7 separate regions of the Homo sapiens genome follow, and all the other regions are linked to region 6. Evidence: chromatin loops called from intact Hi-C (ENCODE). Cell type or tissue: endothelial cell of umbilical vein. All regions are shown on one strand.

Region 1 (4,000 bases), 850 kb before region 6:
TAAAAATACATGATTGCTGAAAGGTGAGATACACAGAAGAACTACATTTTGTGCTGCAGGACATGCACATTCATAGGTTGAAGCTAATACTACTAAAAGTTCTGTTCTTTGACCTACCTGGGAAATTGGGGTAGTCTAAAACGTTACCTATTATTTCTGAATCTAAATGCTAGCTCCAAGAACAATGGAAAGGAGTTATATAGAGGAAGACTTTAACCGATCATCAGTAAATAATTTCTAATCAATAGAGCTGTCCACAACATAGCTTAAGTTTCCTCATAACATAAATGAGGTCCGTTAAACGGGAAATGTTTAGGGAGTCAGTAAATGAGTACCACGTGGGAGTACAGAGGATAAGACTGGTACAAATCTGGCAAGAAGTTGAAGTAGAATCCTATGAAATATACCGACTCTCTTTTTAATTGTAATTTACCACGTGGCTAGATGCTCAATTTTCAAAGAAATGTAGATGCTCAATTTTCGAAGAATTGGAGTTCAGTGACGTATATGTGGCACTATGTAATTCATCTTTGATAAAACAAGTCAATTTAGGCTATTTCAGTGTCCTGGGATATTTATTGTTGTGAATATAAATTACTGAACTCATAGCTATATGCATGAATTGGTTAATTAAGGCTACTGAATCCAGAATTCCAGATAACAGCTTTCTATAACCAAAGAGACAACCACACTATTTTTACTTTTCTTTTGATTAAAGATCATAGCAGATAACTCTTTATGGTTTGTATTGCATAAAATTATAATTGGCATCCACATACAAATTTTGTATTTTGGGCCACCTTCCAAAATAATTAATTGATTTGTATATTTTATAGCACTGCCTGAGTTAGACGAGGTTCAAGGGGGCTTAATTGCCTTGCTCAGAACCTCAGCAGGAAGGAATTATTACTGCCTGATCTAGATTTAGAACGTATGAGATTTTTTCATTTCTGTCTTTTACACTGTAGTTCTTTCTTTGGAATTAGGTAAATCATAGAAAATCCCGGCCGGGCGTGGTGGCTCACGCCTGTAATCCCAGCACTTTGGGAGGCCGAGGCGGGCGGATCACGAGGTCAGGAGATCGAGACCATCCCGGCTAAAACGGTGAAACCCCGTCTCTACTAAAAATACAAAAAATTAGCCGGGCGTAGTGGCGGGCGCCTGTAGTCCCAGCTACTTGGGAGGCTGAGGCAGGAGAATGGCGTGAACCCGGGAGGCGGAGCTTGCAGTTAGCCGAGATCGCGCCACTGCACTCCAGCCTGGGCGACAGAGCGAGACTCCGTCTCAAAAAAATAAATAAATAAAATAAAATAAAAATAAAAAATAAAAATAAAAAAAAGAAAATCCCTATTATGTTTGTGGTGATTTTTACTCTCTGAGGTTAAACCTCTTTACAGTTGAGTTGATTATATGTCATAATTTTAATGAACTAAATATGTATTTAGGTTTAGGGAAGAGGAACACAATCTATAGTTACAATAATAAAAAGGAATGGAGTAATGTTTATCAAGCACTTGCTAGGTAACAGCCTCTAGGCTAAACATTTTGCACACATCATCTAAATGAACCTCTATATTTCAGCTGAGAAAACTGATCCTCAGATACATTTTTTTCATGTCATACAGCAGGCAAGTGGCAGAGTTGGCGTTTGAACTTCAGCCTTTTTAACTCTAGAGGCTAACCTCATTTGGAATTTTTCAATTATGATTTTACCTGAACCCTCTCAGTATTTGGTTGTTTTATTTTCCTCTATTAGAACTAAACTTCAGTTTTGTCTCTTGACAGAAAAATATTTTGTTAGTGTGGTAACAGAAACCAAAGACAGCTGCTGGTTATTTAATGAAGATCAGATCTTGGGTGATTGTGATGCGATGGGATAGGATGGAATACATTTGGGTCCACAGTATGGTGAGGGAGCTTTTCTCCCTAAAGGTTATTGGATTCTAGTCTCCGAAGAAGTACTTTCCTACCACTTGGTGGCAGTAGCTCCCAATTAATTAACAACTAAAATATTGATCGTTACCTCTAACTGGGAGTGATTTGTAAAAAGGATTACTTCCTTCAATTAATTAATTTTTCCATGTAATACATGTATTTCCACTGGTCTCTCCCATGCATATTTATTTATTATTTATTATGATTATGATTTTCTGGGGCATTGCTTACAATGCTATCCTGCATCTCCTAAGTTAAAATCCTTGCGTTTTCCTTTATAACAAAGTTTATACATAATGACAATATAAAGGTTTCCTTCATTCAACCTTATAGATTCAGAGATGTTCACTGTGGCTGTCCAAAAAAAAAAAAAAAAAAAAAAAAAAAACAGTGTAATGACAGAACTTAGAAAGAATGAGAGCTTATCAAACCAGAATTAGAAGAGACATTATAATCATTGAGCATTAACTTATTACTATGCATTTACAATAATCGAGGAACTTTAAGTGTGTTGTCTCTATACACACAACCAGTCCATTTTATAGAACAAGAAACAGGCTCAGAGAAATTTAAGTGATTCTGTCCGCTTAAACGCAGTGTATACAGCTCATAAATGGCAGAAGCAGGACACAAATCCAGTCGTCTGACATAAACATGTCCACCCTCCTCTGTGTCATGCTCCGTCTGATGATGGTAGTACTATGCCTAAGGGAAGACATGTACAGAAAGACTTCAGGAGGGAATATCAAAATTCTAAGAATGCTGAACTCTCCAACGTAAAGACAAGTAAAAGAAATGAGTTCATAGTGATCAAGATACATTTTGCTTAGCTAAAAGGCAAGTGGAAATTTGGAGTGGTCTACTAGAATGAGATAAGGCAGAAAGTTTTTTAGGAGGTAGAGACAATATTTGCCTTAAATAATTATATGAAATTGAAAGCAGAAGACTAGAATAAAAAATTACTATTCCTTAAAATCATGTTTTCTTAGCATATGTTAGGTCACAATAAAATGTTTATATGACTATTTTCAATTTAATAAAATATTGGAATATAACATTTTATGCACATTTTATTCTTAAACTAGAAAATTATTATGAATCAATGTAAATAGTGATTATCTCTGAGTGGCAGGATTATTGGCAATTTTAATGTCATTTTGTTATTTTGTATTTTTCCAATTTTCTACAGTAAACTTGTAAAAAATGATAGGATACTAAGTATAATATTTCCAGAAATTTGTCCTGATCACTTTATTTAGGCCATTGGTCTATGGCTTTTACATTTATAGGAGTTAATATATGAACAAGATAAAAATAAACCAAGAGAAGCCACCCTTCTTAGAAGTGGAGGAAGACCTACTTATAACACGTGATACGGAGAGAGCCAATCAAAATATTTCCCTCTCTTGGCTTAAGTTCCTACTATGTGAATGATTCATTTGAATTAAGTCACAGATTCCCCAAAAGCCATCCATTTAGCATGTAACCTATAAAGTGGGTGGGATTTGCATTCACAAAATTAGTATCCAAGTGGGAAAACACCTTCATCTTGCTTTGTGCGCATGTCACAAACCCTTGGTAATAACCCAGAGCAATGCTAAATGTCCTGGAAAGTTCTGCTCTTTTTTTTAAATAAATTTTTTTGTGTATATTTAAATGTATGGAACATGATGTTATGGGATACATATAGATAATAAAATGGTTACCATAGTGAAACAAATGAACATATCCATCATCTCTTTCAATGCAAGGAGAGAACAAGGCCTTTTGTAAGTTAGCCTTGTATTCATTAACAACTTCTCCAGATTTTTCTCATCTATTTTTGTTGTCTCCTTTATTTCCCTCACTCACAGTTCGTACCTCCAAATACACAACACTCACAAACAATTCTCCTACGTATTGAGGCTAAGCTCAGCCCGCTGCAGTGGAAATTAGAGTGTCAGTGAGTCATGCAATCTTAACTTGCCTGCAATCATAACTCGTCTGGCATAACTATACTACTCTCATTCCTTGCTTGACAAGTTTTCACAGTTTAGGATCAATGTCTTCCATTAACAAAGGCAGC
Region 2 (4,000 bases), 290 kb before region 6:
CACACTCACCTACTATTTTAGAATTGTTTGTAAGTTTTAGGTCTTGTAAGTTTATGAAAACAACACTGACACACCATAATATATACTGGTTTCATAGCACTTAACAGATTTGGTAAATTTTACCTACAAGAAAATCAGTTCTTTGAGTTTTTCTTAGGTTACTGATTTTGCATTTAAAAGTTTTTACCTTGATTAAAGACTCCAGGTTTTCTGGGGGACTGTGTAGTTGACTTAAAAACTAACCACTATTATACAAAATTTTAGTTGAGAGAAACTATCTGTGTCTTCTTTTTTTTATTGCTATGATTATAGAGCCAACACACACAATCATGTAGGTTGAGCACTGCCAGGGAGCCCTTCTCAACCTATGTGTGGGGCTTCATATATAGTGGGATTCATTTTGCAATTCCCACTGAAACTATGCCATGAGTTTGCTCATCAGATGGAAAAAAAATTTCTGCTTTGATAATGTCGAATGAAGTATTGCTTTACTCTGTAAATGTATAAAATGTAACATTTTAGGGTTGAGGGGACACTTAGAGATCTTCTGGTTCTCCTCTTTGGTTTCATAGAGAAGGAAAATGCCCCCACAGAAATCATGACTCCTTACCACAATTTTATCACCATATATATACCCTAAGAGTCAAGATTAGAGATGGCTCTCCTGATCCCTGGCCTTGGGAATATCGCTTTAAAACCATTCAAGGCGACATAGAAAATATTACATTTCTATCACATAATTCCGTAGATACAACCTTCTAAGTTTTTAGCTTAATTTTCTTCCTAGACAATTTTGTATTGTAAATTACTAGAGGACAGAAATAATTTCTGGATAATTCTGTGGGCAGCTTGCTATGTAATCCAGCAACATGCTAAGTAGGCTTTTTTTTGAGAAAGGATGTCACCATCTTCATTGATTAATGTAGTGGAAAATATTTAGAAAAGGAGCTGTTTCATGCTACTCTGGCATCTATTTTGTGAAAGTATAATTTTGGAATATTGACATTAAATAACGGAACTAGAGTTTCTTAAGAATTACAATCTTTACTTTCCCATTAGTGTATTGGGAAACTTCACTAGTTTATTCATCTTCTCTATGGAGGTTTTCTTTATTACTATCAACCCACACTTTCTCTTTTCTTCTTTTTTATTACTCAACACCAATGTGTGGTTTTTAATGAATTATTTTAATTTGTTCCTGTTCTCTTGCTGCATCTAGAGAGATTGTCAACTCCTTGTGTACTGAGGTTGTCGTTTACTTTGTTTTCGCTTCTCTATGATGCTGGGTGTGTATACAGCCATTGCTAAATGTGTACTACTTAAGGTGACAAGAATTGAGCTAGAAACACTTCATCAAAAAGTCCTGACTAATTAGAAGCAACTACCAAATGTAGTCTATATTGCCAAAAAGCCTTATCAAAAAGTGTATCATGAATCTAAATGCAAACAGAATTAATGGTTAATGAGAAAATTTTTACATAAATATTACTCTAAAACAATATCTAATAGTGATGTCTAAAACTTTTTGAGTAGATTAATGCATACTGATTAAAAGAACAAACAAGGAGTTGAAACGAGTGCATGTCATCACAAAATCATAATGCCTTTTAAAAAACATTTTATCCTTTTCTTTTTTTCTAGAACTGAAAGGGGCACATGGCAGATACAATCATAAACTTTCATTTCGGAGAGCAGTAAAAAAGGAGAAGAAGAACACACTGGTACTCCAACAAGTCATAGTTTCTGCCAGATGTTGCAAAAGTGAGTTAGATAACTGACCTTTCTTCTGGGGCCTGTGTCAACTTTGAATGGAGCTTTCAATTGTACAATAAGCATCTGGACAGTTTTGACATCTTTATAACACTCTTTGAGTTCTTAAAAAGCTACCATTTTGTTTAAAGATGATTTATGTGAAGATTAAAACAATTACTTAAGTGCTAAGAATAATTAATCCTGTAACTCCATATCAATACCATTATCTTCCCAGAACTGGGTCTCTAACTACTAATCATAATCAAGACACCAACTGTCAAATCAAATCAAAATTAAAATTTGATTAATTATTTGATGATATTAACATTCAAATCTAGTTCCTTCTTAGGCCTAATTTTGTCCTTATGTTTGCTTTGCACTGAATTATTGTGGTTTAAATAGCCCATTTTACATGACAACTTTCAAACAAGAGCATAAATTCTCATAAAAACAGGCTAAGGAATTCATAATGATAGCTCTTGGCCGCCACCTAAAGGTTTATTTCTTGTTTTATTTTACATGAGACCTACTATGCATTCCTTTTATAATAAAATTGTTGTCTTGTCATCACATGTTTCTGCATAAGTACAGGGTAAAAAGACTTTTTCAAGTTTGTTTTTTCACCTTTATGTAGTTAAATTAACAGCATATATAATTATATCTACTTTTCAATTCATTCAACACAACACACACAAAGAAAACCAGTTTAAACAAGGTTCTTTTAAATGGTCAGAAAATTTTTATGCGTTTAAGAAATAGTGTGTTCTTATTATGTATCACCCCCCACACCTAAGGCCCGTAATGAAAGAAATTTAACTAAACTCACATTTACTGAACCACTGTTGAGTGTAATGTAATAGAAAACTCCTCAAATTCCATCAAGAACATTAACAGATATAACTTCTTCATTACGCTTGAGAGTAAATGAGATACTATAATTAATGATTCTTGCTCCGTATCTTATTATCACTCCCTTTATTCTCCTCCTAAAAAGCACTTGATTGAATCAAGCTAAATATCTTCAACGCCTTACTTGGACTCTGACAAAGTCAACCTTGGAGAATGGATTTATGATATCATAGGGAAAATTAGTTATGAACTCTACAAACTTCTCATTTCAAAGCTCATATGGATAGAGCATCTATGAATCACTCAAATTCTTGTTAAACATATAGACAAGTTGCATTAGCACATGCACTTTCCAATATATAGTCCATGTACTTATCCTTGATTTATCTATAGAACGCCATTCATGATTTTATTAATTCAAAAAATATTTACTAGGCACCTACTATGTGCCAGGCACCCATCATTATCAGTGTTCAGTAAAGCAGACTGGTCTTTCCCTTCATCGATCTTGTGAAGGCAACAGAAAATGAACAAAAAAATAGGTAAAACATATAAAGATACTGGCTACAAAGGAACTGAATACCATACCATTATAGGGAATAATTCTGGGGAGACACAGACCAACAATAGGTAGGTAAGTCAAGAAAGGCCTCTCCTAGGAGACAGTTTTTAAACTGGGACCTGAAGAATAAACAGCCGGCTCTGCCAAGAATAGAGAGGAAGAGGTGGAGGAAATTGTGTACGCAAAGGACAAATACTAACAGAGGGCCAAGGGAACTAAAGCAGAGTGAGCCAAGGGGAGTGTCATGGATGGGATTAGAGAAGTAAGCAGAAACCAAATCATGCAAGGCCTTGAAAGCTATGGTAAGGATTTGGGGTTTTATTTGAAAGAGAATGGAAAGCCATGATAGCAGGTTAAAAAAGGAAGTAAATTGATCTGTTGGCTGCATGAAGAAGGAATTAGAGGCAGCCAAGAGAAAAGGGAGATAGAAGTCTATCACAGAAATACAGATGGGAGAGATGATGGTGATGGTGACATGGACAAGGTGGTAGCAGTGGAGGCAAAAACAAGTGATCACATTTGTGATGCATTTTGGAGTGAGGCCTTGGTGGATCAGATGACCCTGTGGTTCTGCTGTTCCTTCCCAGCTTGTTAGCATCTGCTGACATAACTTTGAAAAGCTGACATAGTTTTCCAAATAAGATTTTAAATCACACCCAAGCTTTTAATTCAGTTTTTTTAAGTTTTAAAGAAAATATCTTAATAGAATGACCAATTTGTACATCGAGAAACACTTATTATATAGTATCTTCTGCAAATGAAATAGTCCACAAAACTAATTTTATAAATAATGGAAGTGTATCTATTAAAAGCAAAAGAGCTTATTTTACTTTAACC
Region 3 (4,000 bases), 160 kb before region 6:
CCAATAAAATAATGGTACAATATACATAAAAAGAGCATCTGGACAAACAGGTATGCCAATAGACAGCCTAGGCCGCATGTGTGAATAAGTAGATCATATGAGCCATCTGAGCTTCTTTAGCTGGGTTTCTTATCTTCCAGGAAAAATAAAAGGGGGCTAGTGATACAGAAGGGCTGGGCTTCCAGCCAAACCTCACCCTTAAGCCTGGAACTGCAGCCCTAAGTGAAAACGGCTAATCCCGTTTTTCCGCCCAAATATTGCCTTTTTGGCCCAACCTGCCGCTATCCTGTGCTCATTAAAGACTTCAGCTAGCAGAGTAATACAAGTGGCTGAGCGACAAGCAGAGAAGCAACTGAGTGTTGGAGACTACAGATAGGCATGGCTAACCTCAGATAGTGTGTCTTCGCAGAGGAGCCTGGCCAGAGACAGCCAGGCTTCAGGGAAAGATTACCTTCCCATCCCTTTTCCAGCCTCTCTTTCCACTGAGAGCCAGCCACTGCTCAATGATGTCTTCCACATTCATCACCTTTCAACAGTGAGTGTGACTGATTCTTCCTGGATGCTGGACAAGAGCCCAGGTGTCTAGAGGGCAGGGGCTGCCCCCTTGACCCTCTACTGAGCTGATTGGCACTTAGCTGTCCCTGGATGGCAGAGCTGAAAGAGCATTGGTTGTAAGACGCTTGGATGCTGCTGCTGCAGTGCCCGCATAGAGCCTGCTCCCTCCAGAGAGGAGTGACCAGCCAGTTCCAGCATTTGTTCGCTCTGGTTCCTACAGTTGCTCACTCACACACTCCCTCCCGCAAGGAGTGGCCAGCGACAGGCTGAGTGGAATAAGCCACTCCAGGTGCTGCCCACAAAGGGGTCAAGGGAACTAACCCGTCTCATCTGCTGGCTCACCCAGGTTATGTCAGACAAGTGAGCTCATATGGAAATGTCTCTCTTTTGGGTGAAAGGAACGTTGGTTTTGTGGCTCTGTTTCCCTTCACAGAGGTCTAGCTGTTGACTAGGACCAGAATATGGTGCTGAGGAACCGAAGGAATCTGGCTGAGGCTACTCCTCAGTGTTGTTGGAAGGTCCCAAGACTGAACTCTGTCCCCGACCACCCTAACAGGCATCGGCCAAGACCCTCAGACTTTGCTGTGGTATCTTTGTATCTTTTCTTCTTTCACGGCTTCAAACTGCTCCTATCTCTTCTTTAACAATGTTAAACTGCAGATATGTTAGCACACCAGCGCCTGCGAAGCCTTTCCTCCCATGACTGAGGGGTCCTTATCAGGTGAGGGATACACTGATTAAAGGAACCCATTTCCATAGAGCAAGAAGGTCTTTCCCCCGGTCTCCTTCCTTATGCACTTTAAGCTGTTTTTTTTTTCTTTTCTTTTCTTTTCTTTTCTTTTCTTTTCTTTTCTTTTCTTTTCTTTTCTTTTCTTTTCTTTTCTTTTCCAAGTGAGAGGATCCCCTTCCCACCTCAGCACTCTGCTTATGATTGGGAGGCAACAGAGGAGCGACCCCTGCTGGCTGAGAACTGCAAATTTGGCAAGACCCATCTAGGACTTAATCTAAATGAATCCGCGCAGCTCCTGAAATAACTTTTTGTCTCAAACTAGATTCCAACCTTCAGATTGAAGCCCTAGAAAGGAAAACCAGATCTGAGGGCTCCAAAGCCAGGCAAAAGACACAGTGTAAGTGGGTGGGACTAATTCCTGCCGATTAAACCACTGCTTCATGGAAGGAGGTCAGGCTCCAAGGCATAAATGAGGCCCAGGGACTCGAAGGTTGTCAATAGTAGGGGAGGTAGAGGCATAGGTGAGTGTGGATAATTCCTATTCTCTAGGCCCTCCCTGATTCATGGGTGCAAGCCACATTGGCACGCACGGGTGGCACCCGCCAAGGTTGCTGGGACTTGGGGATACAAAGACAGAAGAGAAAGGAGATGCCTGCTTTCTCTCTCCCTCATACCCTGGGTTATTGCTGAAAGAAGGAAGGGAATTGAAGGACCCCCCATTCCCTGTCTTTCAGAATGGGCGGCAAGCTATCTTCACCACCCTTTCAAAGCTAGGTTTGAGTCCCTTTGAGATGATGTATGGACAGCTGTTTCTCACCAATGATCTCTTGCTAGACCAAGAGAACTCCGACTTAATTAAACATTATAACCTCTTTGGCTCACTTCCAACAGGAATTGAAACAACTGTTGGAGGCCCAGTCGCATGAACTAGGGCCACCTCTGTTCAACCCAGGGGACCTGGTACTGATGAAAACACTTTTTCCTTTTCTCCCTCTCTGGCGTAGACTGGGAGGGACCTTACACTGCACTTTCTACTCCTATGGCAGTAAAGTTCACTAAAGTAGATTCTTGGATTCACTATACCCAAATAAAGGCCTGAGAAGCTGACGGGATTACCCGTCAACCCAGAAGAGCACCCAAAGTACCAATGTGAAGAGATCGGAGACCTCAAGCTAAAAATCTCAAAAGATAAGTGTTAATAATAAACCTTCCATGGATATCCTCTTTATAGTCTTGCCTACACTTGCTGTTCCTACCTTTGTTCTGTTCTATACCGCGAGGCACAATATTGTTTTCAGAATGATTAGTATGTTTTGCTTCTTATTTCTGTAATCTTTGGCACTCAATTCTTCCCCTGCATAATACACATATTTGACCCACGCACACGTCACCTTGTAAAACTTGTTTATTTCTCTTGCCTGGAGGCCATCAAACTCCAAAGAGGCAGGCAGCTGGAGCCTCAGATGATGGCTTTCTTTTGCTGGGGATCCTTGGGTAGACCTCTGGGAGGAATGTGGCTGTCATTTTCCCCAAACAACACCCCCTTTCAGCAGGAAGTAGCTAAGACTTGTCATTGTCCATATTCTAAGGGCAGTTAGATGTGCCTCTTCAGAGAAGGGAAATGATACAGAACGTCTGGGCTCCTAGCTAAACCCCACTCTTAAGCCTGGAACCACAGCCCTAAATGAAAACAGCTGACCCTGTTTTTCTGCCCAAATATTGCCTTTTTGGCCTGCCCCACCCCTATCCTGTGTCCATAAAAGACTTCAGCAGGCAGAGCAACTCAAGTGACTGAGTGTCGAGGATACAAGTGGCTGAGCAGTGAGCAGAGAAGCAATTAAGCATCAGAGACTATGGATAGACGTGGCTAACTTCAGATGGTGCAGCATCAGAGAGGGGCCAGGCTTCAGGGAAAGATCACCTTCCCATTCCCTTTCCCACCTTACTTTCTGCCAAGAGCCACCCAATAAAGTGCCACTCAATAAAGTGTTCCACATTCATCAACTTTGTTTTTTTTTTGTTTTGTTTTGTTTTGTTTTTTTTTTTGAGACGGAGTCTTACTCTGTCCCCCAGGCTGGAGTGCAGAGGCTCGATCTTGGCTCATTGCAACTTCCGCCCCCCAGGTTCAAGTGATTCTCCTGCCTCAGCCTCCTGAGTAGCTAGGATTACAGGCATCTGCCACTGCGCCCAGCTAATTTTTGTATCTTGGCCAGGCTGGTCTTGAACTCCCGACCTTGTGATCCACCCATCTTGGCCTCCCAAAGTGCTGAAATTACAGGCATGAGCCACCGTGCCTGGCCACATTCATCAGCTTTCAAACAGTTCATGTGACCTGATTCTTCCTGGACACCAGACAAGAACTCGGGTGCCAAGAGGGCAGGGGCTGCCTTCCTGACCCTCCACTGAGCTGGTTGGCACTTGGCCATCCCCAGACGGCAGAGATGAAAGAGCATTGGTTGTAAAACACTTGGACGCTGCGGCAGGGCCCACACAGAGCCTGCTCCCTCCATAGAAGAGTGACCAGCCAGTTTCAGTGTTCATTCACTCCGGTTCCCACACTCACTCATCCACACACTCCCTCCCACGAGGAGTGGCCAGCGATTGGGCTGAGTGAAATGAACCACTCCATTTCCCACCCATGAAGGGGGTCAAGGGAACTATCTGAGCTTCTTTAGCTGGGTTTCTTATATTCCAGGAAAAATAAAAGGAGGATAT
Region 4 (4,000 bases), 59 kb before region 6:
CCTTAATCCTGGTCCTAAGGGTCTTTCCTTGCACCTCTTATGAGATGAACCTTGCAGCTCATCTTAATAGCGCTAACCAAAACAGCTACTTAGAGTGCGTGAAGGACCTCTTCAAGGAGAACTACAAACCACTGCTCAATGAAATAAAAGAGGATACAAATAAATGGAAGAACATTCCATGCTCATGGGTAGGAAGAATCAATATCGTGAAAATGGCCATACTGCCCAAGGTAATTTATAGATTCAATGCCATCCCCATCAAGCTACCAATGACTTTCTTCACAGAATTGGAAAAAACTGGCCGGGCGCGGTGGCTCACGCCTGTAATCCCAGCACTTTGGGAGGCCGAGGCGGGCGGATCACGAGGTCAGGAGATCGAGACCATCCTGGCTAAAACGGTGAAACCCCGTCTCTACTAAAAATACAAAAAATTAGCTGGGCGTAGTGGCGGGCGCCTGTAGTCCCAGCTACTTGGGAGGCTGAGGCAGGAGAATGGCGTGAACCCGGGAGGCGGACCTTGCAGTGAGCCGAGATCCTGCCACTGCACTCCAGCCTGGGCGACAGAGCGAGACTCCGTCTCAAAAAAAAAAAAAAAAAAAGAGAATTGGAAAAAACTGCTTTAAAGTTCATATGAAACCAAAAAAGAGCCCGCATCGCCAAGTCAATCCTAAGCCAAAAGAACAAAGCTGGAGGCATCATGCTACCTGACTTCAAACTATACTACAAGGCTACAGTAATCAAAAAAGCATGGTACTGGTACCAAAACAGAGGTATAGATCAATGGAACAGAAGAGAGCCCTCAGAAATAACGCCGCATATCTACAACTATCTGATCTTTGACAAACCTGAGAAAAACAAGCAATGGGGAAAGGATTCCCTATTTAATAAATGGTGTTGGGAAAACTGGCTAGCCATATATAGAAAGCTGAAACTGGATCCCTTCCTTACACCTTATACAAAAATTAATTCAAGATGGATTAAAGACATGAACGTTAGACCTAAAACCATAAAAACCCTAGAAGAAAACCTAGGCATTACCATTCAAGACATAGGCATGGGCAAGGACTTCATGTCTAAAACACCAAAAGCAATGGCAACAAAAGCCAAAATTGACAAACGGGATCTAATTAAACTAAAGAGCTTCTGCACAGCAAAAGAAACTACCATCAGAGTGAACAGGCAACCTACAAAATGGGAGAACATTTTCACAACCTACTCATCTGACAAAGGGCTAATATCCAGAATCTACAAAGAACTCAAACAAATTTACAAGAAAAAAACAAACAACCCCATCAACAAGTGGGCCAAGGATATGAACAGACACTTCTCAAAAGAAGACATTTATTCAGCCAAAAGACACATGAAAAAATGCTCATCATCACTGGTCATCAGAGAAATGCAAATCAAAACCACAATGAGATACCATCTCACACCAGTTAGAATGGCGATCATTAAAAAGTCAGGAAACAACAGGTGCTGGAGAGGATGTGGAGAAATAGGAACACTTTTACACTGTTGGTGGGACTGTAAACTAGTTCAACCATTGTGGAAGTCAGTGTGGCGATTCCTCAGGGATCTAGAACTAGAAATACCATTTGACCCAGCCATCCCATTACTGGGTATATACCCAAAGGACTATAAATCATGCTGCTATAAAGACACATGCACACGTATGTTTATTGCGGCACTATTCACAATAGCAAAGACTTGGAACCAACCCAAATGTCCAACAATGATAGACTGAATGAAGAAAATGTGGCACATATATACCATGGAATACTACGCAGCCATAAAAAATGATGAGTTCATGTCCTTTGTAGGGACATGGATGAAATTGGAAATCATCATTCTCAGTAAACTATCGCAAGGACAAAAAACCAAACACTGCATGTTCTCACTCATAGATGGGAATTGAACAATGAGAACACATGGACACAGGAAGGGGAACATCACACTCTGGGGACTGTTGTGGGGTGGGGGGAGGGGGGAGGGATAGCATTAGGAGATATACCTAACGCTAAATGACGAGTTAATGGGTGCGGCACACCAGCATGGCACATGTATACATATGTAACTAACCTGCACGTTGTGCACATGTACCCTAAAACTTAAAGTACAATAATAATAAAATAATAATTAAAAAAAAAAAGAGTGCGGAAGCCTATCCCTGTGAGTGTGGAGACCTCAGGAGACAAAATACATTTTACCTAAGTACAGGCTAACCACTCAATTCATCTTAGCATGAGGCGACACATAAATCCAGGTTTCACAGTCATCTCCAGTTATACTTCCTAGTTCGCTCCCTGTAACATTTGAACCCTTTACATACTGGTGCGTAAACACACCCAGAGAGTCAACCTAAGTGATTTCAAGTAGTCCACTAGGTGGCAGAGGTGTTTACGAGGAAGTGAAGCTCAACAATGCTCAAGTCTCCAATAGTTCAGCAAGCCAGGAAATGAAAGAGAACCTAATTGGAGAATATATGGTATTTCTGAATTACAACATAAATATGTATTAAACTGTGAATCTACCCCACCCCCAAACACATACCACACTACAGGGGTTTCAATTTTAAACAAGATATGAAAAACCATCAAAAATAGCAGCAGCTACCTGAGTCAGCCAACAATGCTATTTTAAATAATTTTTAAATAATTAATAAACATAATTCATCACGTAATTAAAGACAAAAACCACATGGTTATCTCAATAGATGCAGAAAAGGCCTCCAATAAAATTAATCATCCCTTCATATAAAAAACTCCCAATAAACTAGGTATTGATGGAACATACCTCAAAATAATAAGAGCCAATTATGACAAACTCACAATCAGTATCATACTGAATGGGCAAAAGCTGGAAGCATTCCCTTTGAAAACAGGCACAAGACAAGAATGTCCTCTCTCACCATTCCTATTCAACATAGTATTGGAAGTCCTGGCCAGGGCAATCAGGCAAGAGAAAGAAATAAAGGGTATTCAAATAGTAAGAGAGGAAGTAAAACTGTCTCTGTTTGCAGGTGATATAATCCTGTATCTAGAAAACCCCATCATCTCAGCCCAAAAACTTAAGTTGATAAGCAACTTCAGAAAAGTCTCAGGATACAAAATCAATGTGCAAAAATCACAAGCATTCCTATATACCAACAACAGACAAGCAGAGAGCCAAATCATGAATGACTGCGCATTCACAATTGCTACAAAGAGAATAAAATACCTAGGAATATAGCTAACAAGGGAAGTGAAAGACCTCTTCAAGAACTACAAATCATTGTTCAAAGAAATAAGAAAGGACACAAACAAATAGAAAAACATTCTATGCTCATGGATAGGAAGAATCAATATCATGAAACTGTCCATATGCTTAAAGTAATTTATAGATTCAATGCCATTCCCACTAAACTACCATTGACATTCTTCACAGAATTAAAAAAAACAACTTTAGAATTCCTGTGGAAGCAAAAAAGAGCCCATATAGCCAAGACAGTCCTAAGCAAAAAGAACAAAGCTGGAACCATCACACTACCCAACTTCAAACAATACTACAAGGCTACAGTAACCAAAACAGCAAGGTACTGGTACAAAAACAGACACATAGACCAATTGAACATAATAGACACCTCAGAAATAAGACCGCACATCTACAACCATCTGATCTTCGACAAACCTGACCAAAAAAAAGCAATGGGGAAAGGATTCCCTATTTAATAGATGGTTCTGGGAAAACTGGCTAGCCATATGCAGAAAATTGAAACTGGACCTTTTCCTTACACCTTATACAAAAACTAACTCAAGATGGATTAAAGACTTAAATGTAAAACCCAAAACTATAAAAACCCTAGAAGAAAAGCTAGGCAGTATCATTCAGGACATAGGCACGGCCAAAGATTTCATGATGAAAACATCAAAAGCAATGGGAACAAAAGCAAAAATTGACAAATGGGATCTAATTAAACTAAAGAGCTTCTGCGCAGCAAAAAACACTATCATCAGAGTGAACA
Region 5 (4,000 bases), 440 kb before region 6:
GTGCTTTAGAGAGTGTCAAGTATATAAGGACAGCCAGTCTCAATGTCAAGAGATGACTGAAGGGTTTGGATCCCACAGTCTTTTTCAGCTTATCGGGTCGCTCCCTGCCACACCAAATCAATATACAATCCTAGAAAAATGTATATTTACTATGCAAATAAAGTTTCAAGAGACAACTCTATACCCCATGCTCCATCACCTGCCAGTCAGAGAACCAGGCCTGAGCCTCTTCATACAGAAATCCTGAAACCTCCACTAAAGCTTGGAAGCTCCCCGCTTGAATGGAGTCTCTACTAGATTTTCTAATTAGCCGCTTGAGGCACTCTGGTAATTATCATACCCCAAAATATACAGGTATGATCAGGCTTGAACTTTCAGACCATCATTAATGACCTTTGGCCATTACAACATTTTTAGGCCACTAAAAAAACAAAAGAAATTAATTTTCCAATTCAAACCTTTGCAGGTGAATGTTAAATATGAGCTATGAGAGTTAATGAGCTATTACAAAATGCACACGCAGCTTCCACCAGGTAGAGCAGCTTCTAACATTCAGTCTCCAATAGTTCTGAATGTCCCAGGGTAGGTAAGAATGCAGCACACCATAAAAAATCTATCAACTTAGCAACTGGATATAGGAGCTTTTGAATTTCAACTTCTCTAAGTATCACTGTAGAATCATCAAAAATATTGAAAGAGAGATAATGTTATATATATTTATTTATTATATGAATCATTGTTAATGCCACAGATTAAATTTGTTCTCCAAATATTTTCTACTTCTTTTGCATCTTGATTAAAACTTTGCTCCTTTGCATGAACCTGCCTATATAATTTTATTTACCTTCTACAGAGCACCAGCCTTTCACAATTATAATATTTAATACAAATACCTACACATACACAGTACTTATACAAACATTTTTATACACACACACATTACTTTGTTTCATGAAGGCATAGTGGCTTTACGCATGATTTTGAAACCAAAAAATATTCAAATCCCATCTATAAGAATAGGCAACTGTAGGACGTGGGCAAATTGTCTAACTTTTTAAGACTTGGTTTCTTCGACCTATAAGATGAAGATACTAGCTATACTTACCCCATAGAGTTGTTAATGGCTAAATAAGCACTAGAGAAGCATTAACAATCATTTTTATTTTTACACTCATGTTTTAACCATTTTTAGAAATATGATCTTGATTTTTTTTATTTTTATAAAATATTGAATTTCTACTTTAAAGGTAAAAAGTACTTTGTAATTCTACACTGAGCCTTCCACTGGGTTGAATACTACACTAAAGAATTTGGCACTGGGAGTCCTATTAAAACATGAGGATTAAGATGAGAATTACTAATATTATTGTTTAGGCTGTAATGCATTGTATACATAAGAATATTAAATTGCTAAAGGATATTGGTAATACATTAAAAAAAAGAAACAGCCAGGTGTGGTGGCTCATGGCTGTAATTTCAGCACTTTGGGAGGCAAAGGTGGGAAGATTGCTTGAGGCCAGGAGTTCAAGAGCATCTTGGGAAACATAGTGAGACACTCATCCCTTAAAAAAAAAAAAAAAATACCCAGGCATGGCGGCACATGCCTGCAGTCTGAGTTACTTGGGCAGCTGAGCCCTGGAGGTTGAAACTGCAGTGAGCTGTGATCGTGCCACTGCACTCCAGCCTGGGCAACAGACCGAGACTTTGTCTCAAAAAAAAAAAAAAAAAAAAAAGAAAGAAAGAAAAAAATCCCACACACACTGAAAAGTAGATCCCTAACAATGGCCAAGTTAGTTCTCTTTAGTTTGCTTTCATGTTATGGAGCCTCTCTGGTATCTTAAGAGTTGTCTAAATATTTGAGACAGGAAGAGAAGTTGTATCTGAACTGTTAAGCCCAGCACAAACAGAACTTTTTATTTTCTTTTAAAAGATGATCCTGGTTTTTGGGGAAATCACAGTTGAATCTCAAGTTTAAGAAACCAGTTTTATGATCATGTAGGAAAAACTATATTTGCTATAAAGTGTCTTTAATGTATTTAAGACTGTTGAATTTTTAAACATTTCTCCTCTCACATGTTCAGTTATAAATATTGTCAAGTTAATACAATTCTCGATGGCAATTCATTACCATGATCAAGCAATACTCACCACAATAAGTTCATACAGAAACTTCCTTGTATTTCTCTCTGTGTGGCAATCTTCCTTTAACTTCTTTATAACATAAGAAACTTTCTCTGATTCTTTGTCTGCTTGAATTTGATCAAAATCTTCCAGGGACAGATGTGAGTAACCCAGGACATCAGCTAAAACTTTCCAATCATAAACTTTTTCTGACACCAAGGTTAATACAACTGAGTAGATATAAGTCAATTTTTTTAAAGGCAGGACAATCTGTTCAAGAAGATTTCTGGTTGTAAAGACACTATCTGACATAAACATTACTTGCTCCTTTGAAATCACCTTGACATTTTTGCAGTGTACAAGTCCAATCTTACCTCTGAGGACTCCTACATACCATTCTTTCACTTTGGACTGACCAATAGCTTTTACCTTACCTTCCCCGAGGAGAGCTATTGTGTCCCCTTTGAAATATTCAAGGAAGTAATCAATCTTGCTTTGTCTTAGCACTGCCTTCAGGGTTACCCCATAGTTGCTAAAGTTCAATGTTTTATCTTGAAATGTAGGATATTTAACAAGAATTTTTGGTGATAAAGGAGCAGACTTGATTTCCTCCTTCTTCTGCAAATAGCCTGGCAGATTCGAGAGTCTTTTTAGGTTTGGGGTTGGATCAGGAGTAGTGATAGAGAACTGTGCAACTGGTTCACCATTGGGAGGCTCCACTTGAACACAAAAATCAAACAAGTGCATCTCTCTGTGCTCAACTAAAGAAAATAAAAATTGTTGATGAACTACTTCACCTGCTTCCAACTGCTTTTGTTTAATTTCTTTCCTTTCTCCTTCTGTCTTTACTTCAAAATCAGGATCACAGGAAAAAATAGAAATACTTAAATCTTGTGGCTTGTCAAGTAAAAATGACTGCTTCCCCCAGAGCTGAAACACAACTGGAGATATGTTTTTTCCACCCTTCTTAATATCAGAAATTGTAAGCTGTCCTGGCATATAATTGTGTCCACAAACTGTTAAAACAACAGTAAAACTGGGATGGATATATTTGGGTCCATAAATTCCAATTGAGGTGGTTTTGTGGATATAATCCCAAATGGTGGCAGCTGGTGACGGAAGAGCTTTAGCTTGTGCAGCAACCACTAGATACATTACCTGACTCAAGTCGATTAGCTTGACTTGGATGGTGTCTTTATAAATGTAGCAGTTGCTTAAAACTTTAAAAGGGCCTTCTTTACCCAAGCTGTGTAAACACACCATTTCTGTCATGACTTGGCTGAAAGGATCCTTTCTTACTTCAGCCCCAATTTTCATCTCCAGCAAAAGGGCTTCCATTGTATTGAGGTTGCCTAACATGATTTCCAACAACGGGCTCACAGTGCACGAAAGATCATGGTTAAGCATGTGTGGCGGATCAAGGAAAGCCCTTAGAGACACCTCTTGGAATTCTCCCACAGCCACATGACCTTGGGGCACATGAACAGTGATGTCTGATTCAGGTAATTGTACTGACCCTCCTTGATGGTTTACTTTGCAAGCTATGGTGACCTCCGCAAGTTGTGTCTGGGCCCATCCAGGGCTCTGACTAATTGTATTCAAATCAAGGCAGGAGCGGGCCAGCTGGCGTTGACTTAACCAAGCCATTTTATAAGCCTCCCGATCATTTTTAAGCCACTCTAAGTCGTGTAGTAGGATCTGGTCAGAGTTATGTATACTCTGATGGGCATGTGCTGTGTCGTCTAAAATGTCCAGAAGTTCTGAAACACTTTTAGATCTTCCAGAATTTCTTGAGGAAGTCTGCCTAAGTAACTGATGCACATCAAGTTCATCACCGGAGGAATCAAAAGAATTTCCATTTTCTATTTCTCTACAGAAA
Region 6 (4,000 bases):
GTTACACAAATAAAATGTGTAATGATTAAGTCAGGGTATTTAGGATATCCATCCCACAAGCATTTATCATTTCTATGCACTGAGAACATTTGAGGTCCTCATTTCTAACTATTTTGAAATGTACAATACATTCATAACACATTTTTGACTTAGCCTTGTAAGTTAGGCAGTATCACTTCCACCATATTCAATTTGTTGAAACAGCTGCAAAATGCACCCAATTTCAAGGATAAGAGAAAAGCCTTCAATCCCGAGAGGGCATAGCAGTGTTTTGGAAAAGCATGTAGACCTGGAAATATGGCTGTGATCATTTTTCAAATATACAATATAGTATAACTCTAAACATAAAAGAACAATATAAAAAGCAAATAGAGCCACTTTCCATAGCTACTGTGTCTTTCTCGATATAATCACACTATTAGCTGCATGAGATCATTGATTGACTCATTGCTTACTAAGAGGGGGTTACTAGCTAAAAGCCAAGAAAAGAATTTAAGTCATATGCCAGGCATCAGCATGAGTTATCCATACAGTAGGCTAAGCACAGGAAATACTGTCATCACTGCACAAAATGCTTGTTGTGTTTTCTTGGCCACATGGCAAATAACCATTCATAAACTTTCTGTAACAAAGACTAATCTAGAAATTGTGTCAGAAGGCCTTGAATGTATTCTTGCAATTGAAAGACCATTTCAAGCTATTTGTCCCAGCCACCACAGGGACCTCTTTTACTAAAGGCAGTGTTAATAAATCTTGACGAAAACTTTCTAATGATTTTGCAGAGCCGTTTCAGTAAAGGTCCTTATTATTTGTGGAAATATCTTCAAAATGACTTGAATCTTTTACTTCATTTCCACGTCCAACAATCATAGCTCCATGCCATTTAATTGTAACAGATTGTAAAATGCTACATCTTACAAGGCCCAAAATGCAAACGGCTCCATACTGCAGGTCATGTCAATGAACTGTAAAGTTGCTACACCCTGGCAACTTGGAGGGACACTAAAATGATTAGAACCATCTCTTCTACAGTCATTAATTCTAAATCCTCAGCTTCTTAGTCACCGCCTCTCCCCTCTGTGGGCTCATCAGAGACCCAACAGAGAAGCAATTGATTCTTCTCTGTCTCCCACAGTGATGAGAATAGACATGATGGAGAGCATATGAGGACATAAGCCCTTTTACCACAGAATTTACATTCTAGAAGGAGTGACAGATGTTACGCAATTACATAAGTATGAAATATAAATGAAAAGGGATAAATGCTGTGATGCAGAAGCTCCTGGTTCTATGAGAGTGTATTGTAAAGAAACTGATGCACACAGAGAGACAAGTAAGGGGAGAAAAGGGGGAGGAAGAGGGGATGGAGACAGAGAACAACTCAGGCGAGAGCCTGAAGCAGGAGGCGCGTGATGAGTTCAGGGAACTGAAAGAAGAAAATGGCATAGCACCAGGATGCTTGGACCTGTGGCCCTAGATGACCTGGGGGGCCCTTGTCCTGAGAACAATGAAGGGCCATTCACAAGGTTTAAGTCTCCAGATATTTTAATTCCTTCCATTCAGGAGCATGTCTTCCTCAACGAGAGATAGCCATGTCAGGGTAGCCCAGTCATTTTTTTGTGTTCACCTTACTGGTCTTCTGCTATAGTTTGTTACCTGGACACTGTAGCGGCTGTCCACTTTCTGTAGTGTATGTGTTCTCCCTAATACGACTCTTCCTTTCTCCTGGATCTATACACCGCTGACACTTCATCTTCCTAAAGTGCAATTTGCATCACATCACTCTCCTCAGAAACTTTCAGAGGCAAATTCAGGATGGAAGGTAAATTCAAGCACTCCTCTGTTTTTTCTGTTCCTATACCATCTGTCACCCTCACCAGCAGCTCTACTCTTCCCAGAATGAATCTTCTACTTCACCCAAATTGAGTATTTTTTCCCACCATCACACAAATGCTCATGGCATGCCTCCTTCTTGAAATGATCTTGCTTTCTTCCTACCCTAGTCTTAATCATCCATTAGAACAGCACCTGAGTCCCACATCTCTAGAAGCTTCCACAGCCAGTGCAGTTTACATTTATTTCTCTCTCTGGATCTGAGAGCTCTTGTTACCTCTGTTCTTCATATTTGTAAGTGGTCATAAATGAATGCACACTCTTGTGATATTCTGTAACTGTTTAGATAGGTTTATCGTGCTTCTATCAAGGACACAAGTTTTTTCTTATCAGAAGCCACATGTTCTATATTACTCATAGCTCTTAGTTGAAGGGTAAACTTCAGGGAAGAGGACAGCAGTCATTCAAGGATCTACACATAAACACTGTAGAATGAGCCATTCTATTTCATGAGCAACAATGACATCTAGTGGCTGACAGGTTGCATAGCTTCTTCTGACTTTAATAATCGGACAAGGCATTCAGAAAGAGAATATTACAGAATAATTAATGAACCCAAGTTATTCCCACCAACTACACTGCTTATGAAGGTATTTCAAATATGGATTTATGTGTTCTGGCTGCCCAAATGCTTCCCCCATCCTCCTGTGGTCCAACGACCCACAAACTACTGGTAAGAGGTCCCTGCCTGTGCTCCTTGCAAACCGCAACTTCCCTTTCCCGTAGGAAGATCACCAGAAATTTTCATGGAGATTATGCGATTTTCAACTTTCTGCTTCCTGTGAAGATAGAGGTTTATGTGGATAAATATTTATTTTGGAAAGAAAGTATGTAATTGAGTAGGAAACTTGAGATGATAAATATGATAACCAGAGTAGAAACGCACTTGAAAGCCAAATGAGAGAAAGTCAGTGTGGCGTAGAGGAAGTCTGTGGGCTTTGGCTTCTGAGGGACTTGGGATCGGATGCCAGGTCTTCCCATAAAGTCACGTGATCGTTATGACAGACTGACGTCTCTGGGGCGCCATCTTCGCATCCCAAACATTGAAGGCGACATATATACAGCCTACCGGGCAGCTTTGGGGAGGATTCGATACAATCCTATATAGTAAGATTTCGGCCTGGAGTAGGTAGCCCATAAATAATAGCTATTCCTATGGTTTTACATTTTACTGGAAATAATTGTCCTCCTCTTTCCAATTTGATATTTTTTAAAACCAAAAACCTGTTTTTTTATCTGAAATTGTCAATAACTCATTCTGATCTTCATTTAAATTACCTCGTTGCTTCTGATTTCAGATGTTTATGCTGGAAAATAATGAGGTTGAGGAAAATATCTCAAATCTCTGAAAATGACCCAGGAATTCTAATCTGCCATAGACCTCAAAATCTGAATAATAATGAAGGGTGTAGAAGAACTGGAGCAGACTATAATTATTGTTATATATAGCAGTTGAAAAAGTAACCCTTTTAACTCAAGGAACCTGGCTTTGTGGAGGGAGAAAACAGGCCTAGGAATAAATATGTAAACAAATTATCGCAAGAAAATATTGTGAAGTCCTGATTTGTGTGGCCTCCCTGTGGGCAGCACGGGAATCCACAATCACCCTTATAAAATGTTTCCTTAGAAAACATCATCTTGGCCTTCTAAGCTTTACCTGAACCTAAGGTAAAGGAAGAGCTTGTTTCAAAAGTTTACTTTTTTGCTTATTATTTGGAATGTAGCAAACATTTTTCTTATATTAAGTATTATTATATACAATGGTTTATTTCACAGCCAATCCCACAGATTAATGCCAAAGACAGGCTTCAATTACATAACTCCACAAATAGGACTGGTATAGGTAGCAAAAATGGACAGTGATGTTACTTTGGGAATACAGAATAATAGAATTCCTGGGCTGGAAGAAATTTGAGATCTCCATTCTAAATTCTAAGTGAGTAGATAAAAAACACACCTTCTCCCAGTTTCAGCTCTGATGTGGGAGCAAATAATCCTCTCCCCACTTAAGACAAATTCAACCTTCTTCCTCTCCTTCTCAGTATTGTAACAGAAACCACAGGAGGGTGGGGGAAAGATGGACAGGAAACCTGCCTCTAATTCTCAC
Region 7 (4,000 bases), 50 kb after region 6:
ATGTTTTTATTAAACAAATATTTGTTTCCCTCAAATTATCTGTATACACCTTTAAATTATAGTTATGAATTGACAGCATTTATTCATCCAGCATGTTTTAGTGTCCTCGCTGTGTCAAGCATCTGCATTCCGCTTTTGGAAGAATCATAATTGAATTCCCCACTGGGAAATACACTGAGTTTTGTTAATCTAGCAGTGAAAAAGGCCATTCTCTTGTGAGACTTTTCCTTTCATCTGGGCTGAGATCAGACGGAGTTCTGCATTCACCTTGCTAAATGTCTTCTCTCTGGAAATGGTCTGTAGAGTTTACACTCACCTCCTCTTCCTCTGTCCTTTCAGCATGTAGTAATTTAAAAAACAGACTACATATAGCTCTGTCCAGTATCACAGTTTGGAGACTTTTAAATTCTTATGGGTTATGTGTTAAATAATAATTTATTCAGTTATCCTCTTAAGTTACAATAAACAGATCAGTTCAGGATTAAGAAACATTTGTCTTGAGGAACCAAAATGATCTGCTCTTTATACTTTGATCCTTGTTTGGCCTTTCCATTCTTACAGATTTCTCTTCTTTCCATTAAATTCATCTTTTGAATTTGAGGCATTCATAATTAAGACTTTTAGCTATTCATTTATTTCATATAAAGTGAAATGTGAGCATGAACGATTTTTCACTCATCCTTGCTCCTCAATTTATGTGTGGCTGGGTATCTGGCTTACTAAGCCTAAGCATCCTCATCTATATGATAGGAGTAAGAGCTCCTAGCTTGAGGGATTCTTTTCTTATTTGACTTTTTGCAGAGATGAGTCTGTCTTAAAATGGACAGCTGTCCCCTAATACAAAAATTCAAAAACGGTTTGAGTGAAAACAGTACAATGTCTCTGAGCCAATAAAATCTACTGAATTTTTCTTTTTAAAGTTCAAGGGGTCACCCAACAAGGAGGGGAGTGCAACTCACCATGGGGTTTATACATGGTCAGCACACTTCAGTTAGCAGATTTTTCTGGTCACACATCCCAGCATGTGATAACCACAAGACTATGAGATAATCAAAAGTTGTTCCTTATTAGGAAAAGGCCAAGGATACTTGGATTAATCTGTGTTTCTATTGCTTCTCGGCCTTTTGGCTAAGATCAAGTGTAATCTGTGTTCTTTTTTATTTGGTCATATCTTCCATTCTTTCTTACCTAATTCCTCTAATATCTCTCTGTGAGCCTAAACCAATAATTATATATTACATTCTATTGTCTTTCTTATATAACTGCAGAAAGATAAATATCACTTTGTTTGTTCCTGTAGGTTTTCTTTAGTGTAATCCATAGCAGTTATTGCATTGGAGCAGCAGTCCCTCACTTTGAAACCTTCGCAATAGCCCGAGGAGCTGCCTTTCATATTTTCCAGGTTATTGATAAGGTAAGACCTCTTATTGCTTTGAAGAATAACTATCATTACTGCAAGAAGGAGACAAAAAAACATACACCCTCATTTTCACTAAAACAATAGGATGGACAAATTTAATGTTGGCCAGTTGTTTATGGGAAAGAGAGACTGCCTTTAATTCTTTTCTAAGAGGAGATTGTGTTGTATTGAAACCTTCATGTCTAACTCAATGCACTTCTAAAGCAGAAAGGAAACTGTCATGGAAGAAAACCATCCTTATACTATTTTTAAAATGTAGAGACTGTCAGTTTACTCCTTTGAAGATTTATAACATTTCCTTTGTTTTTCCAAGAAACCCAGTATAGATAACTTTTCCACAGCTGGATATAAACCTGAATCCATAGAAGGAACTGTGGAATTTAAAAATGTTTCTTTCAATTATCCATCAAGACCATCTATCAAGGTAGGTTAAAACAAATTACGCAATTGTGCAGTTTTCTGATATTATCTTCTACTGGCCAAGATCTTCTCTGACATGATTACTTAGGATCACTTTTTTCCAAGATTTTGGCTACTTTGCTTAGAGACTTGAGGAGGTAGATAAATAATGGACAAATAACTCTGGATCAACTAGTTATATTTTGCAGCATTCTTTCTATATTCAACTGACTAAAGCATTTTCAGCTCCGTGAAATTCTTCTACTCTGGGTTTGGGAACACACCTAAATGTCTTGGGTTGACGCTGCCACCTGTTGGTGGTTCCTAGATGCTACCCCACTCAACATACTCATTTTAACCCCCTCCTCTCTAACCTAGGAGAATTATGCACATGTGCCTTTCCCTTCTTCCTTTCCTGGGGCTTTTACTGCAGCAGCAATTGCGGCTAGTACTTTATCGCCTTTACACACACGCACACACACACGCAGTTTATCGTACTCCATCATTCAGTCTTTGACAAGTTCTTGTGAAAATGTGTGTCTTTTTTATTGTCTTCCCCCTTTCACTTCATTAGTGTATTTACCAAAAAAGTAGTTGTTGTTAAAGATTGCACAAGGCGATTACTAATAAAACACTGGCTTCATAGAAAAAGACATGATTTTAAGTGAAATAGATAAAATTACTAGTGTGATCAATTTCTAATGTCTGCTACAGAATTTGTATAAAGACCTACCTACTCCTACTTCCTTATTTTTTTTCTGATTAAAACTTTGATCGAAATTCTCTTTTCAAAGCTCTTTAGTTTTGAAAGTTGTTACTTAATTACCGATTACCATTATTGGTATAGTATTGACTTCCACCATTTTTCTTAACTGTACAGTATTTCAAACTACATTTTGCAACTGTATTTGGATTGGCTTCCTAGGGACTTCAGCACCAATTGTGCCATTATATTGCATGGGAAAGTGTTCTTTGGGTTTTAAACAACTATTTTTAAAATGAACTTTTGAAACATAACCCTTTTTGTTAAACTAAAGAATGAAATTTTGGGGGGGTCCACCTATTTTAAATAAATAAATTCTTTCAAGGAATGACCAGAAACCAAATCTAGAGTAAAAGTGCAGGTGTGAGAAGAGGTACTCCTACTGGTGGTCCCCGATTTCTCACCTCCTTCAGAGAACTTTTCTCGGCTTGGCCCTCTGAAGGTTTTATGTTTGGCTTATGCAAAGGGTCCATTGCTTTACAAATGGTGAGATCAAAGCAAGAGAATTCAAAGGGAGATTCCCCTGTTTAGGGCTAACTACATACAGATGCAAGCAAAGATAGGTGAGAATTTCTCAACAGGATCACTGTTGTCATTTCGAGAGGGTAATTATTGTGAGGCTTCAATCACATTGCAGGTCCCTGGCACACTAAATGCTGTAGCAACCCCAGTCATTGAGAAAATGTTTAAAGTGTTCCCTCATGGGTCACCATGAGCCCACCAAGGTTTCTAATGATAAACTCTCATCTATCGGGAGCCACTAAGAAACTTTGCCAGCTGTTTTCCTTTAGAATATGCTTTGCAATTATGTTAGTATGTCCTAAGGAGGAGCTTCATTAAATAGCTTGTGAAAATATCTGGCAAGATCTCATTTACTTGTTACAAATTAAGACTTTCATTAACTTGATAGTCAAAATTCATATAAAATATTTTAGTTGAAAATGTGAACAGTTTACTAGTTAATATTCTGAAGTACTCTTAATTTAGTTCTCTTTACATAGAGAGATAATGATAGATTCTTTTACTACTATTTTCTGAAATTATTCAGGCTATTACTACACATGTACATGAAACAAACATAACAAGATCTAAATTTGTTTTTAGAAGAATTTGTTTTTGGTTATAATTATGTACTCATTTTCTGAAAATGTGTCCATCATCTTCTTATTGTGGTTTTATGATTTTCCCTCCATACATTCCAATAGATTCTGAAAGGTCTGAATCTCAGAATTAAGTCTGGAGAGACAGTCGCCTTGGTCGGTCTCAATGGCAGTGGGAAGAGTACGGTAGTCCAGCTTCTGCAGAGGTTATATGATCCGGATGATGGCTTTGTAAGTGCAGCTAGCAAAACCATGCACAGTCCACCTAATGGAATCTGGAAACACCGCAGGGCTGGCAGCTCTGTAACTTTTCATTTT

The links. Hi-C counts contacts between places; a loop is a spot of excess contacts. Peaks named below come from ENCODE experiments on the same cell type or tissue, not always from the same donor. Only the 100,000 strongest peaks of a DNase experiment are listed, where the experiment ranks them.
Region 1: it touches region 6 in a loop (10-fold over the local background); 79 of 110 quality-filtered maps call a loop at or near these places.
Region 2: it touches region 6 in a loop (10-fold over the local background); 20 of 110 quality-filtered maps call a loop at or near these places.
Region 3: a loop joins it to region 6, with 5 times the contacts of the local background. A loop is called at or near these places in 3 of 110 quality-filtered maps.
Region 4: it touches region 6 in a loop (5-fold over the local background); 7 of 110 quality-filtered maps call a loop at or near these places.
Region 5: it touches region 6 in a loop (14-fold over the local background); 47 of 110 quality-filtered maps call a loop at or near these places.
Region 7: it touches region 6 in a loop (7-fold over the local background); 4 of 110 quality-filtered maps call a loop at or near these places.

Annotation. Positions count from the first base shown.
Region 1 is chr7:19,745,969-19,749,968 of GRCh38, forward strand. The region is part of intron 1 of TMEM196 (transmembrane protein 196); the gene reads right to left. All of the region lies in intron 1 of LOC107986774 (a long non-coding RNA gene), which reads left to right. Among named protein-coding and RNA genes, the nearest start is that of TMEM196, 26 kb to the right of the region's middle. In endothelial cell of umbilical vein, a CTCF peak has its summit at 1,973 (motif pointing right); no DNase peak of the experiment used is centred here.
Region 2 is chr7:20,309,394-20,313,393 of GRCh38, forward strand. LOC101927769 (a long non-coding RNA gene) reads left to right here. Exons shown (of 5, transcript NR_110117.1): 5 at 1,642-2,319. Among named protein-coding and RNA genes, the nearest start is that of ITGB8, 20 kb to the right of the region's middle. In endothelial cell of umbilical vein, a CTCF peak has its summit at 2,233; DNase peaks (open chromatin) are centred at 2,238 and 3,358.
Region 3 is chr7:20,439,398-20,443,397 of GRCh38, forward strand. No RefSeq gene overlaps it. Among named protein-coding and RNA genes, the nearest start is that of ITGB8-AS1, 110 kb to the left of the region's middle. In endothelial cell of umbilical vein, a CTCF peak has its summit at 1,510 (motif pointing left); DNase peaks (open chromatin) are centred at 2,684 and 3,714; H3K27ac peaks cover 1,256 bases.
Region 4 is chr7:20,537,020-20,541,019 of GRCh38, forward strand. No RefSeq gene overlaps it. Among named protein-coding and RNA genes, the nearest start is that of ABCB5, 77 kb to the right of the region's middle. In endothelial cell of umbilical vein, no CTCF peak of the experiment used is centred here; no DNase peak of the experiment used is centred here.
Region 5 is chr7:20,156,056-20,160,055 of GRCh38, forward strand. MACC1 (MET transcriptional regulator MACC1) reads right to left here. Exons shown (of 7, transcript NM_182762.4): 5 at 2,149-4,000. Among named protein-coding and RNA genes, the nearest start is that of MACC1-AS1, 16 kb to the left of the region's middle. RefSeq lists a silencer at 2,757-2,916. In endothelial cell of umbilical vein, no CTCF peak of the experiment used is centred here; no DNase peak of the experiment used is centred here.
Region 6 is chr7:20,596,365-20,600,364 of GRCh38, forward strand. No RefSeq gene overlaps it. Among named protein-coding and RNA genes, the nearest start is that of ABCB5, 17 kb to the right of the region's middle. In endothelial cell of umbilical vein, a CTCF peak has its summit at 2,389 (motif pointing left); DNase peaks (open chromatin) are centred at 517, 2,337 and 2,577; H3K4me3 peaks cover 168 bases; H3K27ac peaks cover 2,361 bases.
Region 7 is chr7:20,646,235-20,650,234 of GRCh38, forward strand. It overlaps ABCB5 (ATP binding cassette subfamily B member 5), which reads left to right. Exons shown (of 28, transcript NM_001163941.2): 10 at 1,301-1,414; 11 at 1,734-1,844; 12 at 3,788-3,913. Among named protein-coding and RNA genes, the nearest start is that of ABCB5, 33 kb to the left of the region's middle. In endothelial cell of umbilical vein, a CTCF peak has its summit at 2,149 (motif pointing left); a DNase peak (open chromatin) is centred at 2,127.